Regions from separate parts of the Homo sapiens genome. Here region 2 is linked to region 1. A link is a loop called in an ENCODE intact Hi-C map of the cell type or tissue named here. Cell type or tissue: heart right ventricle. All regions are shown on one strand. Links, peaks and the distances in the headings refer to the core of each region. The heading gives the core; the rest is flanking DNA.

What was found. Peaks named below come from ENCODE experiments on the same cell type or tissue, not always from the same donor. Only the 100,000 strongest peaks of a DNase experiment are listed, where the experiment ranks them.
Region 2: it touches region 1 in a loop (3-fold over the local background); 2 of 110 quality-filtered maps call a loop at or near these places.

Annotation. Positions count from the first base shown.
Region 1 is chr13:34,744,249-34,751,989 of GRCh38, forward strand. No RefSeq gene overlaps it. Among named protein-coding and RNA genes, the nearest start is that of LINC00457, 110 kb to the left of the region's middle. In heart right ventricle, for the core only: no CTCF peak of the experiment used is centred there; DNase peaks (open chromatin) are centred at 3,653, 4,013 and 6,163; H3K4me3 peaks cover 776 bases; H3K27ac peaks cover 2,138 bases.
Region 2 is chr13:34,161,043-34,168,783 of GRCh38, forward strand. No RefSeq gene overlaps it. Among named protein-coding and RNA genes, the nearest start is that of LINC02343, 180 kb to the right of the region's middle. In heart right ventricle, for the core only: no CTCF peak of the experiment used is centred there; no DNase peak of the experiment used is centred there; H3K4me3 peaks cover 511 bases; H3K27ac peaks cover 1,078 bases.

The DNA.
Region 1 (7,741 bases), core at 1,588-6,587:
TTTTAATCTTGCTGCTTGTTATTGGTCTGTTCAGGGTCTCTGATTCTTCCTGATTTAAGCTAGGAGGGTCGTATTTTTCCAGGAATTTATCCATAACTTCTAGTTTTTCTAGTTTATGTGTGTAAAGGTGTTCATAGTAGCCTTGAATGATCTTTATGTCTCCTTTTTGAGGTTTTATCTCCTTTGAGGTTATTTGTATTTCCTCTCTTCTTTTCATGGTTAATCTTGCTAATGGTCTATCAATTTTGTTTATGTTTTCAAAGAAAGAGCTTTTTCTTTCATTTATCTTTTGTAGTGTTTTTTGTTTCAATTTCATTTAGTTCTGATCTGATCTTGGTTATTTCCTTTCTTCTGCTGGGTTCGGTTTGTTCTTGTTTCTCTAGTTCCTTGAGGTATGATCTTAGATTGTGTGTTTGTGCTCTTTCAGACTCTTTGATGCAGGCGTTCAGGGCTATGAACTTTCCTCATAGCATCACCTTAGCTGTATCCCAGAGGTTTTGATAGGTTGTGTCATTATCATCATTCAGTTGGAATAATTTTTAATTTCCATCTTGATTTCGTTTTTGACCCAATGCTCATTCGGGGCATTGTCTGATATTATTTAATTTCCATGTATTTGCATGGTTTTGAAGATTCCTTTGGTAGTTTATTTCCAGTTTTATTCCATTGTGGTCTGAGAGAGTGCTTGATATAATTTCAATTTTCTTAAATTTATTGAGGCTTGTTTTATGGCCTATCATAAGGTCTATCTTGGAGAAAGTTCCATTACTGTTGAATAGAATGTTTATTCTGTGGTTGTTGGATGAAATGTTCTGTATATATCTGTTACGTCCATTTGTTCCAAGGCATAGTTTAAATCCATTGTTTCTTTGTTGACTTTCTCTCTTGATGACCTGTCCAGTGCTGTCAGTGGAGTATTGAAGTCCCCCACTATTATTGTGTTGCTGTCTATCTCATTTCTTAAGTCTATTAGTAATCATTTCATAAATTTGGGACCTCCAATGTTAGGTACACATATGTTTAGGATTGTAATATTTTCTTGTTGGACAAGGCCTTTTACCTTTATATAATGTTCCTCTTTGTCTCTTTTAACTGCTGTTGCTTTAAGGTTTGTTTTGTCTGATATAAGAATAGCTACCCCTGCTTGTTTTTGGTGTCCATTTGCATGAAATGCCTTTTTCCACCTGTTTACTTTAAGTTTATGTGAGTCCTTATGTGTTAGGTGAGTCTCCTGAAGGCAGCAGACAGTTGATTGGTGAGTTCTTACCCATTCTGCGGTTCTGTACCTTTTCAGTGGAGCATTTAGGCCATTTACATTCAATGTTAGTATTGAAATGTTAGGTACCATTGCATTCATTATGCTCTTTGTTGCCTGTGTATTCTTTTTTGTTGTTGTTTTTGCTTTTTAACTTGTATTTTTGTTTTATAGGTCCTGTGTGGTTTATGCTTTAAAGAGATTCTGTTTTGATGTGTTTCCAGGATTTGTTTCAAGATTTAGAGCTCCTTTTAGCAGTTCTTGTAGTGGTGGCTTGGTAATGGCGAATTCTCTCAGCATTTGCTTGTCTGAAACTGATTGTAGCTTTTCTTTGCATATGATGATGCTTAGTTTCACTGCATACAAAATTCCTGGCTGATAATTGTTTTGTTTGAGAAGGCTGAAGATAGGGCCCCAATCCCTTCTAGCTTGTAGGGTTTCTGCTGAGAAATCTGCTGTTAATCTGATACATTTTCCTTTATAGATTACCTGGCACTTCTGTCTCACAGCTCTTAAGATACTTTCCTTCATCTTAACTTTGGATAATGTGCCTAGGCAAAGATCTTTTTGCAATAAATTTCCCAGGTGTTCTTTGTGCTTCTTGTATTTGGATGTGTAGGTCTCTAGCAAGGTCAGGGAAGTTTTCCTCGATTATTCCCCCAAATATGTTTTCCAAGCTTTTAGAATTGTCTACTTTCTCAGGAACACTGATTATTCTTAGGTTTGGTTGTTTAACATAATCCCAGACTTCTTGGAGGCTTTGTTCATATTTTCTTATTCTTTTTTCTTTATCTTTGTTGGATTGGTTAATTCGAAGAACTTGTCTTTGAGGTCTGTTTTTCTTTCTTCTACTTGTTCAATTCTATTGCTGAGACTTTCCAGAGCATTTTGCATTTCTAAAAGTGTGTTGAAAATTTCCTGATTTTTTAATTGTTTTATCTTTAAGCTATCTATTTCCTTGACTATTTCTTCCTTCACTTCCTGTATTTTTTTTTTATTATTATTGAATTGGGCTTTGCCCTTCGCTGGTCCCTCCCTGATTAGCTTAATAACTAACTTCCTGAATTCTTTTTTGGGTAAATCAGAGATTTCTTCTAGGTTTGGATCCATTGCTAGTAAACTGGTGTGATTTGGGGGGGGGGGGTGTTGATGAGTCTTGTTTTGTTGGTTTTCTGGTTCCTTCTCATTTGGGTAGGCTCTGTCAGAGTGAAAGTCTAGGGCTGAAGGCTGTTACTCAGATTTTTTTGTCCCACAGAGTGTTCCCTTGATGTAGTACTCTCCCTCTTTTCCTGTGGATGTGGCTTCCTGTGATCCGAACTGCAGTAATTGTTGTCTCTCTTCTGGGTCTAGCTACTCAGTGAGTCTACCCAGCTCTAGACTGGTGCTGGAGGTTGTCTGCACAGAGTCCTATGATATGAACCATCTATGGGTCTCTTAGCTTTGAATACCAGCACCCGTTCCGGTGGAGGTGGCAGGGTGTGCAGTGGACTCCATGAGGGTCCTTAGCTTTGGTGGTTTAATGCTCTATTTTTGTGCTGGTTGGCCTCCTGCCAGGAGGTGGTGCTTTCCATAAAGCATCAACTATAGTAATGTGGAGTGGGACCTGCGGTGGGCAGGGCCCTAGAACTCCCAAGATTATACGCCCTTTGTCTTCCACTACCAGGGTGGGTAGGGAAGGACCATCACGTGGGGGAGGCGTTAGGCATGTCTGAGCTCACTCTCCTTGGATGAGACTTGCTGCAGCCGCTGTGGGGGATGAAGGAGAGATTCCCAGGTCACTAGAGTTGTGTACTTCAGAGGATTATGGCTGCCTCTGCTGAGTCATGCAGGTTGTCAGGGAAGTGGGGGAAAGCCAGCAGTCACAGGCCTCACCCAGCTCCCATGCAAGCTAAAGGTCTGGTCTCACTCCCACTGTGCCCCCTCAACACCCCTAGTCTGTTTCCAGACAGAGGTCAAGAGGGTCTTGAAAACTTGCCTGAGGCTGTCTGGACCCCAGCTGTGAAAGAAAAGGGCTTTGGTTTATCCCCCCGCCTGTGAAGTCTGCAAGCAGGATTCATGCCCTCCCCTGAGTTCTGGCCAGGAAGATTCTTGCCCTGTTCAAATTGTTACAAATTCAGCTACAGAATTCCTTATCCCTTTGGAGTTTTGCCCCAAGCTCCTCTGGCCACCATCCTGATAGATCCCTGTGGTGCCGGGCAGGAATGGGCTGCCTGGGGACCCAGTGAGCTCCCAGGGCCTTTCTGCTGCTTCCTCTACTGCTGTATTTCATTTGGCTTGGCTCGCTACCTTGACTGAGCTCAAGGTAAAGTCAGAAACCTCTCCCACAAACAGATCTTCATCTTCTCCAGTGGGGGTGTGTGTCCAGGAGAAGCGGGTCTCCCTTTCCCACTTCCACAGTTGGGGCACTCACAGTATTTGGGGTGTCTCCCAGGCCCTACAGGAGCAGTCTGCTTCCTTCAGAGGTTCTGTGGGTCCTCTCAGGATTCCTGGTTTGTTCTTGCAGTTGATCTGGAGCTAAAATTCACAATGCAAGCCTTCGCATGCTGCTCTATCCAGAGCTGCAATCTAGTCCTGCCTCCCATCCTCCATGATCCCCTAATCTTTGCATCGTCTTTTTTTTTTTTAGACATAGCACAGAAAAATGCTTGTTTACTTGGCAGGCACCCTGGTAGCCAGATAGAAGTGCTTGGGCTGAGCCAAGTGCCTTGGTTACAAGTACGTCATCAGCCACAATTAAACCAGGAAATACAGGGCTCTCAGGAAGTACACTCGATAACGAAGCCTCAGTGAGCCAAAATTAGCCAATAATCAGCGCTACTCTTCATCCTGAAATGATGCAACCATATTTTACAAGGCAGTCCAGTAGTGGAAGACAGGCCTGAGGGACACACTAGACCCCTTGTCTAGCTTTGTCACCAGCTCACATGATTTTAGACAACCAGGGTTAAATGCCTTCCCAGTGTTTCAGCTTCTCTTTTGCAAAGTCTCAAATCTAGCCATCAGTGGCAGGATTTATAAGTTCATATGAGTGGCAAATTTATTGGACAATGACCTCTTTAATGCCAGGAACATTGTTTTCTTCTTTACATACACTGAGCACAATGCTTGGTGCAGTAGCCATTGAACTATTATTTGCTAAAAATTAACAGTCAGAAAACTAAATGATTAATGAGACCTATTAGTCATTAGCTGTTTGGACAAGCTTTCTGGTTGTCCATTGATACTATTAAGCACTGGGCTAGGAATGACTAGCCTAAGATCACTTATAGAGTCACATGGAAAAGTCTGGGGTGGCATTCTAGCCACAGAGCTATGCAGCCTGCCCAAACAGGGCTGTCTCCGTAACACATGCTCTCCTCCTACCAAACCAAAAAGAAAAGCAGCTTGGTTAGAGTCTTAAGATTCCAAGGCCCACTTATTTCTGGTTACTTGCTTTTGGCAGGCACTGCATAGATATCAAAGAAGCAGTGCTGAAATTGAAGAGATTTATCATTTTCATTCCTAGAAAGTTCATAGGAATCATCATGTCTTGTGGTACATGAGTACAGCTGGAATTCTTTGTATCCTAAAGAGGAGAAACACACAGGTGACCAAGGTACTGAGGCACCATTCCGAGAGAACTATAGAATCTTGTTTCTGTCCTCTAGTGATTTGCAATCTAATGTCTTCATGACTCTTTAAGGAAAGAACACCTACGGTTAGCATTAAGATACTGTTAACGAGCATGTAGGGAAGCATAGGTTCTGAAGTGAAAAGAACTGGTCTTACTAGTTTTGTGACCTCGGGCATATAACTTCGTCTCTATGGGCCGCAATTATCATAGCAGTTCCCATCTCTCAGCTTTCCTGTAAGACGCAGATGAAATCACGTATGTTCAGAGAGGCACTGCAAACTATAACACACATTATACTTGCTAGTCATTATTGTTTTATAGATACTTCTTTCTGCATATCCAAAAGGTAGAGATGTGAACTTCAAAAAAATGCTCAATTTAAAAGCAGTAATTCAGAGAACCATGACCGCAAATTGGGAGTGAATTCCAGCAAGACAGTGACCAAAAACTGAATGCTGGATTTAGCTAGGTGCCCGGAGATATCAGCGCACACCAAGGAGCTAATAATGTCTTTCCACAGAACTCTGTTTAGAACACTAAGGAATTTGGCCCTCAATTCTGGTGTCTCCAAACCAGAGTGATTTTTGATACCCAGGAATTATAAGAATTGGCATTTGCTCAACGTCTATCACATTCACTTATTTTTTTCACTAAACATTAAAACTTCTATCACATAGGCAAGATGAGGTTTTTATTCAGCTCTAAAAATCAAATGATAAAAGTTTCCAATCATGCCTGTGTGAAAATATTACCATTGGTAGAAACAAATTAAAATGCTAGAATGTCCACAGTGTGAGTACAACAGGCTCTCAATGAATTTATGTTTTCCTATAAACCTGTAAGCTTTCTCTGTAAAATAAGCAATTTTTTGGACAGTTTTTTTTTAATGGCCCAGTTTCTCTAGTCATTAGCAGACAAAATTTTTATGGATTTTAATACTTTTCTATTCAAAATAATTGTGTAATTTATGGTGGAATATGTGCCCAGTTACCATATATTTCTCGAGGTTTCTAGTTAACAACCTTTCCCATGCACAGTTTGACTGCTGATGTGAGTTGGTAAGAGGGATGCTTAATTTTCTTATCCTTCTGTTCTGTCCCTGCCTCCGCTTCCCCCTGGGGTCCTTCTGGCAATTGTCTGAGCGCTCCTGACACCGAAGCAAAGGAAACACATAGCGTCCCATCGTTCCTCTCAGGGTTTTATCCAACTGCGTCTGCAGGACCACAGGGAGGGAGGAATTTAGGTCCCAAACACATTTTTGTTCCTCTGTAGATGAGGTAACTCCTCCTCCTTTCTGTACTGTGATCAAAAACAGGCTGCACCCACCCACGAAAGGTCCGGGGAGGCTCCTGGCTAGAAACTGTGCAGGGCCCCTCCCTTGGAGCAGTCTGTCTCCATGGAGACCGACGCGACGGAGAAAACTCACACCGGGCCAGGTGGAGACCACAGCAGCGGGGGAGATACCGAGAGTCAACAGATGGGGAAAAACAAGAAACACTAAATGGGAGACTGAAGTGTTCGGGTGGGAGAATTTACTCCTTTGTAGCTGTTTTTTAAATTATTTCCTCATCTCAAAGACAGAGAGAGAAAGGGGTGGAAGAGGGAGGGAGGGAAGGAGGGACGCAGAGAGGGAGAGAAGACTGTCCTTGGATAAGTAAAACGAAAGCGTTAGCTTTTCATTTAATTACATATAATTTCCTCCAGGTCAGAATGTTCTGTAATCCGTTCAATGTTTATAATTGTGGATCTGCTCCATTTTCATCATGCAGCAGTAGTGAGAAAGCAGTTGATCATGGAAACCATTGCCTACACTTAGCAAATAATCAGTCCCCATTTAAACCCCTCATCAAGTTGTATACATGATATGATCTCTTAAGCGCTTGGCTTTTTCTAGAATCTCATTAATTTCAGAGGGTGATTTCTAATGATCACATTTCAGAAATTGTCAGAAACGTTTTTTTTTTTTCCTTTTGTTGCTTGTTGCCAAGTGAGAACAATCTTGTAATGACACCCCACTTTTTAACATGCTTTTTCATAATGAGTCTTCAGGGGGAAATTCAACTTATGAGAACTAAGAAAAGAGTCTGCTACTTCGCATATCATCAAAACCATAGGAACATGGTTTTGCATGCATAATATGACATGGTTACAATGCCTGCACTGGGCCAGCTATACCCTACATAGATTATGAGCCATTGCTGCTGATCAATACAAGTGTAGTATTACTTGCACTTGCCAGTACACACTTTAACATAATCGATAACATATAATTTGTTAGCATTTCTAAGAACTAGGGAATAGAAGGGAAGTGTAAAAGATCAAAACACAAAGTCTCAGATTTGCCTCTGAACAATTCTATTATGTGCCGCAAGTCAGGAAAAGCTAATGTGCTCAATAGCACAACTTTTAAAAAGCACGATTATGTTTTGTTACTTTCTACCACCACTCAGGATTTACCTTAGTCATTAGTATTGTTTTCAGACTAAACAGAGAATAACAGTGAAGAGAGAAGAAGCTCATAAATAAGATGCATTTATCTAAAACCCCCTGTCCTTAGAGACCAAGAATGACTTTCCTCTTGGGACTTGAGGAGCGGAGGTGACAGTCTTTGTCACAGGAGCTGAAAGTGAAATGAAGTGATGGTCTCAACCACACTCCCAAGGGAATGATTTTTAAAGAAATGCCTTTGACTTTATTCAGTGACACAACACCTTTTTCATGATACCGCAATGTTGTTCTGTTACATTGTCAGGAATCCTTGGATACAGCACAAATCTGTGCTATTTCAAAGCTATTTCAAAAGGCCTAATAATTCCTTATATTTATCAAGTACTCTAACAGCCAAGACATGAAAATATTCTAATTTTCTTTGC
Region 2 (7,741 bases), core at 1,395-6,394, 580 kb before region 1:
CACTGCACTCAGTTATTTCACAAAGATATACAATTGTTCAAAGACAATGAAGTTGCAGAAACCCTATAGAATCAGTTAATCCAGAAAGATGTGCTTACATAATACCTGGTTTTCCATTGAAGATACCCAGTAATCTTTCTGTCTCATTTCAAAGGCTTTCACAATTTTTTTCTTTCATAGGGAAGAAGAAAGGAAGAGAGAAAAGGTAAATAAAACCAAGATTTCATGGACAGTGCTGGTTTATGGGTTATGTGTTTTCCTTGAGAAATAATTAATAGCAAGTCTTTTTCTCTCAAAAATGTCCTGGTTGGAAGATAGGATGTATAGTCACCCTATTTGGAATTCACTGTCATTTCATTATTATTTACTTAATACCCCTTATAACATATAACCAAAAGATGCATGTAGTAGAGATAGAGCTACGCTCTGAAGGATTCAAAACAATTTAATAATTAGTGCTTTACATTGAAGCTATTAAGGCTATAGCAGCAAATCAACCATGTGAGTTTTGAAAGCAGCACAGCCAGGAACAGCCATAGCTGTTTTCTAGGCTGTCTCCTAAACATGAACCCTAAACCATCCATCTGGATGAATTTAGTCAGTCTCTGATTCCATTGATCATTGGATCTTCTCATCGTGGGAGATGGCCCCAATGCTTGGACAACATCAGTTTCTAAAACATAAGGCATTTTGTGTTTTCTGGTAATACTCCAAAGCAAAAGCCCACAATAATATTTGTGAGTATGCATTGATCAGGGAGTGAGAGCAGAAAAGGACAGGATAACAACCATCCTATGGCTGTAATAGTCTGCATTTATCATTTCTCAAAACTAGACGAGCTGAATAAGTCTAAAGGACTGAATTTGCTTCGGATTTTCTTTGTTGTTAAAATACACTGACCTACTCCTTTATTTCCACAGCCTCTGACAGCTATAGAAGCCATAAATCTCCTTCTTTGCCCTCTCTTTCTTTTGGTTTATACTGTAGAGGGGTTTTCAAATTCTATCACCTCTGGCTTCCCCTACATGGCATCATGCTGAGAAGCAGGCAGCTTAATCAGGCTCCCAGAACTTTTAAGAAAGCTTATGAGATAGAAAGTGCTTTTCTATAAATCTTAGAGGATTTGCTTACTTTTCCCTCCTCCTTCAAACTAGGAAGTCACATTGTGAACTGTAAACAGAACTCATTCCCAAAGGGATTAAAGCTAAATTTAGAACCAACGACTTAAGAACTGTCTGCAAACAAAACCACATGTGAATCAGCTCTATGGAACAATAGTTTGAACAAATGCAAACATAGTTACTAAAATGTTTGCCAATCGCAAGCTCTAATCAGAGTTTGCTTTATTCTGAGAAGCAAATGAGAACTCTGGAAAGGGTGTCAGTTCGTCATTTGTAAGCCCTCTTTGAAATGTTAGGTCAGAGTGAAAGTTGTAACGTAAAAGTCACTTGAGTGTTGGCCTCAAGTATCACTGTATTTTGGCCGAGCCTCTGATTTGTATGTGGTGAGAATCTCTCTTAGAAACATTTTTGAATCATTGACATTTACAAAACAAGTCATTTGCCACAGAGGGCAGGTCCCTGAAGTCCGTTCTTGAATACAAAAGGAAAACAACTAGTGCAGCACCAACTCAGGCATACCAAACTCACCTTCTCAAACTGGAAGATTTCATGCCACAAGCATTTTGTAGCAGCATTCTCGGAATAGTAGTAATTATAACTAACATTTGCCTTGCCCTTTATGGTTTGCAAAGTGCTTCCAACCCAAGACGTCATTTCAGAAGTTCTCAGCATGGACCTTGTAGGAGTGGGGAAAGGGAGAGACTGTTCAGCAGCAAGTGTCAAAAGACTGCCCTTTTCAGCTACCATTTTCCTGGCCTTTGCTGTTGTGAATCCCTACAAATAAGATTCTCCTGGAAAGGAATATAAAATGTGGTTGTTATAGTCCTTCAGAGTACCTCCCTTGCAGTACTTGTTTTACATAAATACTCACTGAGTTATATACTACATCAGGAAAGGTTTCAAAAAGTGAGTACTAATTAAACTTGGAAATAGTTTTTTAAATCACAAAATAGTCAGAAGTCTGTATCTCATTTTGGTTTCACATTCAGATCAGTCCTAAAATTGGTCAGACTTTCAAGCAAAGTCAGGCATGCCTATCTGTATATTCTGAAAATTAGGTGAATTCATTTATATATTCAGTAACTATTTAAGTACCTACTCTGTCAGTGTCTCCCATTTTTAGATGATACAAAGATTCATAAAACCTCTGCCTTCCATAAGTTTATACTCTATTAAAGATGAGAAGGTACACACATAACACTTAAGATGCAAAATATCAAAAGTCTAGAGAGATGAGAATTAAAATCTATTTCTGAGTTAGGAGAATTAGAGCAACCCTCACAAAGTAAGGTTTGACTTGGGCTTTACAAAGATATATGAGAAAAGGCATTCCAAGGAGGAAAAATAGCATGCAAGATGGGAATATATAGGATGTGTTTGGGAAGTGGTAAGTTATCCATTATGGTAGGAGCACAGATGATTTAAAAAAAAAGAAACCTAAATGAATGACATTCTTATGTGGCTCTGATAATTTTTTTCTGTGCACAGCCTAAAAAAAAACCTCAGATAAAATTTAAATTTAAACCTATGCCACATATTAACATAAAATCATAGTTATATATAGAGACAAGTATATAGCTCTGAGTATAATTATATATGTTCACAACTGATTCACACTCCTATTTTTATAGCTATTATATTTCCTTTTTTTCCTATAAAGGAACAAAAAATGTTTCCTTATTTAGCAATAATGCACTTTCTTTTATCATTAAGCAAAACCAAAAAAAAAAACTAAATGAGCAACCAAAATCTACTGCCCAAAATGATCATTGTTCACATTTTATGTATATTCTTCCAGCTTTATCATCTACTATATAAATATAAATATGTTTTAAAATATTAGAAACATTTTTCTTTTTACCAAAGATTTTTTTACAAGTATTTCTATTTCTGTTGCTGCATGATATTCCATTATATGGAAGTGCCAATATTTTTTTAACCAATTTCCTATTGTTAGACATCTGGGTGGTCTATGGTTAGCAATGAACAGCCTTACAATAAACCTTTGCTTGCATCCATGAATATTTCCTTAGGATAAATAACAAGAAGTGACCTTCCTACTTCATGGTGTGTGTGTGTGTGTGTGTGTGTGTGTGTGTGTGTGTGTGTGTGTGTGTAGTCTAATTCTATTCCATAAAAGTTATACCTTTCTTGACTCCCACCTGCAGTAGAGCTATATTACTTCTCAAAGAAAATGATATAATCTCTCAGAAATATGGGATAGTCAGAAACACAGGGCAACTTTTACATTTGAGCAGAGACATTAAATCACTAAGACCTGTGTGTAGTGAGTCTTCCAACTGACATATCTTTCAACCAGAGAAGCCCTCCTTTATCCATGAATAAGCATCAGTTGCTATTCTCTACATCATGGATTCCTCTCCATTACCACCTTAGCCCTGAAAACACTTCTATCTACTCCTAATATAAGCCACGTGAAAAGCTAAGATTTGTTGCTATTTTTCATTATGCTGAGACTGATCACAGAGGCATACTATGGCAATCACAGACACTAACCTGGCGGTAAGTCAGGGCAATTTCATTACAAGTGCACGCTTGCATTTTATGCCCCTTAATCACTGTTACTGCTCTCCCAAGCAGCACATTCTTTCAGCTTGGATTTTGACAATACGTTCTTTGTCAGAGGAATGCTGCAAAGAGGGTGAAAGGGGCTGCTATTGCCAGAACAGTTCCCTGGCACCTGAGGCGGAGGTACTTAAAAAAGCCACTGTGTGCATTTACACTTGCTCCATTGGTGCACACAGCCTTACTCAAAAGAATAATGATAATGCAGGTAACAGTCTTATCTGGCTCAGCGGTTTTACCTTTTCATAGCCTCCAGATGTTTAGTGGAGTTTTGCTTATGCCCACTTCTTCAGAAAACTTACCTAGTTGTGTTAAGGTCAAAGGTACAATGCAAAATTCCCTGAGACCTGAAGAGCAGCTCTATCTGAGATGACTGAGTAGCCAACTTGCTACGCTGTGCCTCTTCTTAAAGCGTCTGTGAGCCGGGAATCACAATTATTGAGAAAGGGTCATAAATTAAATTAAATGACATGTAGAAAATGTCTGACATGTCAGAAATGTGGCCAAATAGGAATTCCTGAACCACAGTGACAAGGAAATCAATTCCATAGCTGGTGGTTGATTAAACCCAACTTCAAGCTGTCTTCCTGATATCCAGCTTCCTGGTATAGTATTTGCAGAGAACGCTTACCCAAGGTTGGCTCTAAATGAGTAATGTTATACAGACTGTGAACAGCCTTCGAAACCATGTTAGCCTACTAATTATTTGTGTGAGAGGCTTTTCTCTGGCCTGTGTTGACCGACGAAGAAAGGTAGAACCACTAGTCATGGGTAGTTACCCACACCGGGTAAAACACTTAAACAATGCCGCCACAATATTATTGGTAGAGGTGTTGTGCAAAATATTTTATAACGCATATGGAAGGAACTGACCAATCAAAACGGACAGAATAGACATCAGCCATAAAGAATTGGTAACTGTGCTGAAATAGCTGAAATGCACTGCCTGAATATCAGCCTGGCTTATAGATAAGTGTGTAGATAGCAAAAGCAACATCCATTACTGAGAACCTACCATGTGCTAGGCACTTATGTGGGGCACTAGAGACATGTAATAAGCATAGAAGCCTGTAAGATCAGTATAGCCACATGTAGTAGTAGCAGTAGGAGTAGCAGTAAGAGTAGTAGTAATAGCCATCATTTGTTGAGGCCCTATTAGGCACTGAGTGCTGTTCATTTCATTGAGTTTTTGCAACAACTCTACACCAACAACTCTACAAAGTAGGCATTATCATCAGATTACATGGATGAAATAACTGAAGCTCTGAGATGTTAAATAACTTGCCCAAACCATTCAGATACCAGAGCTGGAATAGAAAGTTCTATCTCTGTGGAAGCCCATATTCACTCCACTATGCCGTGTGGCACCTCCTTGGAAATTGCACTGGTCTCGGCTCTGCCTCTAGCAGACCACTTAGTCTCTTCATTCTCAGTATTCCTGTCATAAAATTAGGAAAATAATATCTGTACATACTAACTGCTCAATGAATTTTAAATGTATGCTTCAGGTTCTTAGCATATGTGCTTTATTAGCAAAGCACAATCCCATCCCTTGAGAGATTTGTAACTTAGGTGGTTAGATAAGATATATACATTAAACATTTATATATATATATATGTAAAACATATTAATGTGTCCCTCGCCTTTACCTGGGCAAGTCTTTCTGTCTGTTTCTCTCTCTCTCTGCTGGCCTTAGTCTGTGTACTCTGTCTTTGTGCTGAGGTAATGGTGAGAATTATATGGGTCTATTATTGTATAACATTCCAAGGTAGCATATACTAAGTTTCAAACAAGTGCTATGGGTGTCAGATATGAGAAGCACTTCTGGAAGTAGGCGGTCTGAGCATCTAAGAAAGCAGATTTCAGTGGCGGCTTGTTTTATGCCTTGAGGGGAAGGTTGACCAAAGCTGTGGGTATGTGGAAAAGAAGGGAAAGGCATTTTAGATAAGAGAAAATGCATGATCAGAGACATGGGATTGGAAATGTGAAATTTGTTTGGAGATTAGTAAACAAATCTCTTTTACTGGACTTAAAAGTTATTTTTCATAGCACAAAATGGCAAGAATAATAAATGCCAAAGAGTCAGGCAAACATCACTCAAAGCAAATATGCCCACGTCACCAAACTTGGTGTTCTAAGAATATAAAAAAAAGATATCAGTTCCTGTTATTCTTTTCTCAGAATAATACTCTTTGATATGAATATACTTAAAACCATTCAACTGTACATTTAAAAATGGTTAAGATAATTAAAAAATAAAACAAAAAACAAAAAACTCATCAATACTCTTTAGGGAAATGCCCAGTCTAAGTGCCCCAAGCCTTATAATTATCTTGGTTATAACATTTATCCTGCATTTTAATTGGTTCTTTTCTTTTCCATCTCCTGCATTAGCCTGTAATTTCTTTCTTATTGGTCTTTGTAATTCTAGGATTTAGTGTCTGACACATAGTATATAGACTAAATATATTTTAAGCAAATTAAGGGCTTCAAGTAAGCAAAAATTTTGAATAAGTTGCATTTAGCTTACAACCTTAAAACCTTCCCTAACGCTCTTGAGAATGAAGTTTAGGGTCAGTCAGCATTAAGGAGTATATATAATCTACATGTGCTGGGCATGAAATGGTTAAGCAGCAAAGCCCAAGGCCTCTGCAGCCACTGGAGCTTTTTGATCATACTGTAGGAAGCACGGTAGCATGGTCAATAACTTCTGTGGACATTAGATTTTTTTCAAGTAAATTCAATCTGTAAATTGTTCTCTTCTAGGCAAAAAGCCAGGGAGACCCATATAATTCTCACCATTACTTCAGCACAAAGACAGAGTACACAGACTGAGGCAAACAGAGAGAGAGAGAAACAGACAGAAAGACTTGTTCAGGTAAAGGCGAGGGACACATTGAATGTTTTAGCCTTCTATTAATCTATTCAAAAACTAATTATAAAGAGAAGAAATACAAGACAGAAACAGAAATAAAGTTGTTAGAGACATTGCTCTCACAAGAGAAAGATGGAGAATTTCTTACATTACATGTTATTCCTTCTGTAAGGAAAAGAATATTTGAAAGCAGACCAGGTAAGGCCAAAGAAAGCACCTTATTTTCTGTCCTATCTTTAACTTTGCTTTGATATATCCATGAAAACATACAGAAAGCCCTAAAGTCACACAGCATTAGTCACTAAGCAAACTGATCAATGATTTGAAAACACTTGGAGAAATTTCTCTAAGGTAAAATGTATTTGGGTTGGATTGTATCTGTGTGAATGGCCCATTCTGAAGCCTGGAGTATTTCCTGAGGTATTCCCTGCAACAGGGATGAAGGCAAGATCTGGCTTCTGCTACCGTGTACTGTATGCCTTGTAACAGGGGCTCTGGACTCCAAAAGAGGCTGCAGTAATCAATAACACAGCATGGCATGGCATGCAAGGGTACTAGGACATTGTGTATTGCATGCTGTTCTTAGAGGTGGAGGCAAATTCTTTATTCATTGAGGAATTTATTCATTCGATCATTTTTTAAATCCATTTGACAAAAACGGTCTAAATTTCCTCATGTTTGGTGTTAGAGTGACACAGATGTGCAGGATTGATTTGGTCTCTGCTCTTATGACACAACGGTCCAACAATGAGAAAGAGTCAGTTAAATATGAATTAAAATAAGTGTAATAGGTGCTTTGTTAGGAAAAAAATATATACTACAGGTACATAGGAAGAAATATACATGTGGGGTTCTGGGGGTGGGAAGCAAGGACCTGGAAATGTTTTTGTAGAAAGTGACTTTTATACTGACCCTGAAGTCAATGTTAAATAGTGTTGGAGGTGTTACAAGAAAAAGAAGGGAAATCTGAAAGCAGGAGTGTCTTAGTCGATTTGTGCTGCTATAACGAAATACCACATATCTTTATTGTCCAGCCTCTACTGATTACCCAGTTTCAAAGTCAGTTCTACATTTTTAGGTATTTGTTATAGCAACACCATGCTTTCTGTACTAATTTCTGTCTTAGCCCAGTTGTGCTGCTACAACAAAATGCCTGAG